Linked DNA regions of Mus musculus: region 1 is linked to region 2. A link is a loop called in an ENCODE intact Hi-C map of the cell type or tissue named here. Cell type or tissue: left cerebral cortex. All regions are shown on one strand.

Region 1 (2,500 bases), 170 kb before region 2:
ACAATGAGTTTGAACTCCTGATCCTCCCGAGTCTACCTCCCCAGTTCTGGGATTATAGGAATGTACCACCACTTTTGTTTCAATTGTACATTCATTTCAAAACATTAGGTGATGGTTCAACCTCTGTACAACTCTCTCAAATATTTTAAAATATTTTCACAAATCTGAACACAGTCCAGAGGAAGGGCTTACAAGACCAAGGCTATATCAAAAGCTATGAAATGCACACCGTCCCCAGGGATGAAAGAAGACAGAGAGAGGTTGGGGGATAGCTCAGTGGCCTGACTTCAGTTCCAAGGAGGGTAGGGAGGAGAGAAGAAACAGACCAAGAGTCGAGCCATATCTGAGTGTCTTGGGTCTGCACATGTGTTGTAACTTTTAAACTTCCACATGGCATGTGCTGTTTCACAAGGAAACAATGTCGGGTCCCACCCAGCCACCTGAGGCCATGAGGTTCTCAGTCCATCACACCAGAGCCTTCAGCTAAATAAGCCCAGCCCTGTGCCTGTTCAATGCACAGGAAGAAGGTCTACCTGAGAGCCTGACAGCATTGACTTTCATCGTGAGACCCATCCAAGTAGGGTGTCTGCTGGGCTGGGGGACTCCAGACTCTAGCCATTCTAGGAGCCTACAAACTACTTGATAGACACTGGCTTCAACTTCCCTTTCTGGATCATGACTGTAATTACTCTAAGCACCAACTTACAATGGCAGGAGGGTAGAGGCTTAAATGGACTGGGCAGTCTTTTGTTGGCTTGCAGAGAGCTGAGAGACTTGCAGGGCATCCCTCAGGATTTGCTACATAATAGAAATTTCAAAGGTGCTTAAGTTCCTGGCAGTTTGAACTGAAAACAATGCCAGGTTCCATCACACCCATTGGTGCCCTCACAGCTGGATTTAAACACTGACTGGGAAGCAGGAACTGGCTTCAGTCTCATTTCAAACTTCAGCACAATGGATTCGTTCGTATTGGATACGCACAGGAGTCCTCACGACTCCTCACCTTCCAGCCATAATGCTTGAGTATCAGTTTAAAAACCTGCCCTCAAAGGGCAAGAGATGGCTCAGCAGTTAGAAGCACTGTCCTTTTGACCAGAGATCCTGAGTTCAATTCCCAGCAACCACATGGTGGCTCACAACCGTCTACAAGGGGATCTGATGCCCTCTTCTGGCCTGTGGATGTATATGCAGTAGAGCACTCATCCATTAAAGAAATAAAGACTTTTTTTTTAATATTAGAAAAAACAAACAAACACCGAACCTTGAGATGACAAGGGACCATTGTCCTGTCTCTGGAATCAACAACTCTCTGTGGTGGGCAGGTTTGCAGCTGGCACCCTCTGACCCTGCCTCACCCTCAGTAGCCTGGTGCCAGAGCCCTGGTTTCTCTCTGGGAACTCCTCCTTACCCTGCATCCCTCTGATGTAACCTATGTCTTACCTTTTGCCATCAGTCCCCAGAAGCGGTCTAGATAAAGCCTCATTGTAACTTGCGTCTGAAACAAAAACAAAGTGAACTGCACTAAGGGGTGTGGTCACTTTCCGCAGCCACTTACCCCCTCAGAACCTAACAACCCCCTCAGGACCTAACACTTAACCCCCTCAGGACCTAACACTTAACCCCTTCAGAACCTAACACTTACCCCCTTAGAACCTAACACTTACCCCCTCAGAACCTTACACTTCTAGCTCCCAGATACAGAGAAAACACCCCTCTTCAAGTTGACAGCTCTCCCAGCAGAACCCTGGGGGAACTATTCCACCTCTTCCCCTTCAGGCTTTGCTGGAGGGTTCCAGAAGGACTGCCCTGGTGCTGGTGTGTGGCTTCTTTGATGGCTGCAAACCTCTCACTTGTGGACAGAAATACCAGCTTCGCAGAGACTCTGACTGACTAACTCCTCAGATTCTGTCCCTGTCCCCATCCCCATCTCTGAAGCACACAGCCCCTCCCTTCCCCACATTATTTCAAGATTGAACAAGGTCAAAATAGTTGAAGCAATGGTCATACAAGAAGAGAAATTGTCCAACTTTGTCAGTTTCCCCCATTCTTGAAGCCCTCCTAGAACTGTCTGAGCCACCCCTAACAATACAACATGAACAAAGGAGCCTTGTAGGACGAAGGAGACCTTGCCAGGGATGACTTCCGTGTGCTCTGCTGAGCATCTCTTTAGAGAAGCAGGAATGCTTCAAGATGTCCAGTATCCATAGAAACCATCTCTGTGCACCTGCTATAAACCCAGGACACACCACTCACAACAACTGCTTTCATGGAGGCTCCTGGGACAGACAGACACAGTGCTCTGCAATTTGTAGCCATGACTTCTTATAAGGAAAATAGTTATCTAACCTATTAGTCCTCATTAGGACCTGAGGGCAGCCCTCGGAGTTATTGGGAAGCAAGTGGGTCAAGAGAGAAGGATGAAGAATCCTCAGTCAGGTGAAGGGTAGCAGGCACAAAATAGCTGTTTTAGGAATCCCTAACCTCCCTTCCAGAGACAGAG
Region 2 (2,500 bases):
CCCACACAATGGCCTATCCGTAGTTCACAGTAAGTTCACAGCTCTCTTAGACTTGTTCCCACATCTATCCACTGTGTAGTACCCACCAGCACCCATGTGAGGCTCCAGCCTGCCTCTTTTCCCTTACCAGCGATAGCAAAATAAACTGTAAGCAAAAGCAAGAACAGTGGAACACAAAAGTCAACCTAACGAGTGGTCATCTCAGCCTCCTCACAAAAGAAGTACTCTCACCCAAGCATGGATTCCATCACAATGCTACCAGAAAAACAAACAAACAAACACAAAAACAAGGTAGGAATAAATTCTTAATATTCATAGAAACATCCAAGGTGGCGTCTCTGAGACCCATGCAGTCTGGCAGGTCCTTGGGAAACTTAGGGCCTTATTCTTCAACATTGTCAAGTGAAGACAGGCATAAAGTAGAGATGCCCTTGTCTTGATGGGATTTGTAGTGGGTATTTTGTCCAAATGGCCTGGACCCCATTGTCAGGAGACGTAAACCAGATCCCCAATAGGGAACAGTTAGGAAAAGTGTTGGCTGTTTACTATTGACATACTCATACACAGGCAGGTACCCACACGCATCCTGCAAAAGACTGGGTGGTTGGAGTTTTGTTAGGTGTTAAACACATCCTCTCTCTGGGTAGAGCTCACATGACCTCTTTTCCCACTGGGAATTAGGAATTAGAGAAGAAAAACAACTTTGAGCAACAAAATAGAGAAAGCTACAAGCTGCTTCAGTTCTCCATCATGTCAGTCCATCTGGGTCAGCTGACTGGAGTCTATCGCTGTGAACCTGAAACACATCGCGGGGAGAACTTGCCACGGAGACAAAGAATATCAGCCTTTCATAGCCCAGGATTAAAAAATAATAATAAAGAAAAAAATACTAACTGCTCTTAAAAATGCTACTTCCATTCCAGGGTTGGAGAGATGGCACTGGCTCCTGAGTTCAATTCCCAGAAACCACTTGGTGACTCACAACCATCAGTAATGGGATCTAATGCCCTCTTCTGGCATGCAAGTGTAACTGCAGATAGAGTACACTTTTTTTTTTTTTTTTTTTTTTTTTAAAGGCTGCTACTTCCTTAAGCCACTGTCCTTGAGTGGCATACTTGCCTTTTAGAAACACCTGGAAAGGCTTAGTAGCCTTTCCTTAGCGTCTTTCTGGTTTATTCTTGCCTATTTCTCTTTGCTACATTCACACTCTCCTCTGTTCTGCTGTGTGGTCTAGATTTTCTTCTATTTCCCAACACACCATGCTTAGGCAGGCACACCTCGGGTGACTGTCCTATTAGAACCAACATTTTTGTTCCATTGAGTGGTTTGATAATCTTCCTTATGGTGTCTGCATGGTGACCTTGATATGAAGATAGATCTCCAATGCATTTGGGTCTTCAAAGATAACTTCCATTAGAGGAAGTTGTTTCAGATATTCTCCGTGCTCTGCTATGTTTTGAAGGCTGTGTATTTTGCGTTCATCTGTGTAACCTGATCATCTTCTGGCACCTTTCAGCCTGTGAAGAAAATGATGAGGTCACACAGATGACAGCAAAATACATGGTAATGTTTCTCTATTCAAAATGGTAATGAAGCTTGGAGAGGGAGCAACAGTATCTTACTGTCATGAAGTCCTCACTGTCAGAGGGGCTTTAGACAAAAACATTATGGATGGTGGACAGAGATGGGGGAGAAAGTGGGGGAGACAGTATCAGGACCCAGGCAGTAAATCTGACAGGCATTCAAGGTCCAAACCGAGCACTCGCTGAGTGTTCATTTGCCTTTGACTTAAAAGACTTCTGTTGAAAGCTAAATTTTGACTGGGAGGTGGTGGCATGTGTCTTTAATTCCCACACTTGGGAGGCAGAGGTGGAGTTCCAGGACAGTCAAGGCTACACAGAGAAACTCTGTTTCAAAAAACAACAAACAAACAACAATAACAAAAAGACATTCTTCGTTGAGTCCTCAAGGTCAAGCAGAGTGAACTTCAAACAGTTTGTGAGATTCCCAGTAAGTACTGTGGGGGAGAATGGCTTTGGGAGCCACGGCAATACGGTGGGAACAAGCTTCAGGCTTTCCACCAACCCAAGCCTTTCCCTTTCTACAGGGGTGGTTTCTGATGAGATGCGATCCTATCTAAGGCACCAGCAAACACAAGATGTGGTTGGCCAGAGGTAGACAGAAATGAAAAGTAGGCATGGTTCTATGGTGTATCCCAAGAACTAGAGAAGGGAGTCACTTCTGCACGGGAGCATTGGGAAACTTTTCAGAGCAAGTGACTTCTCTGGGCCTAGAAAGCAGAATGTGACCCTGAAAGAGGAAACAGTGCCATATCCGAGGGGCAGGGAACAACAGCCTGAGTGGAAGTCCCTAGTTCCAGGCTGGTAAATGGCTGATGGGTGGCAATTTACAGAGGGGAGGTGCTCTGGGAGACAGAGCCATGGAGGTATGCAGGGGTCGGAGGTCTTCATTGAGAATATTGTTCATTGTCACAGGCTGC

The links. A loop is a pair of places that touch in the nucleus more often than their neighbours do. Peaks named below come from ENCODE experiments on the same cell type or tissue, not always from the same donor. Only the 100,000 strongest peaks of a DNase experiment are listed, where the experiment ranks them.
Region 1: it touches region 2 in a loop (2.7-fold over the local background); 16 of 42 quality-filtered maps call a loop at or near these places.

Annotation. Positions count from the first base shown.
Region 1 is chr5:36,583,342-36,585,841 of GRCm38, forward strand. It overlaps a transcript of Tbc1d14 not described here. Among named protein-coding and RNA genes, the nearest start is that of Tbc1d14, 2.2 kb to the left of the region's middle. In left cerebral cortex, a CTCF peak has its summit at 1,178 (motif pointing left); no DNase peak of the experiment used is centred here.
Region 2 is chr5:36,749,546-36,752,045 of GRCm38, forward strand. No RefSeq gene overlaps it. Among named protein-coding and RNA genes, the nearest start is that of Bloc1s4, 2.1 kb to the left of the region's middle. In left cerebral cortex, a CTCF peak has its summit at 1,011 (motif pointing left); no DNase peak of the experiment used is centred here.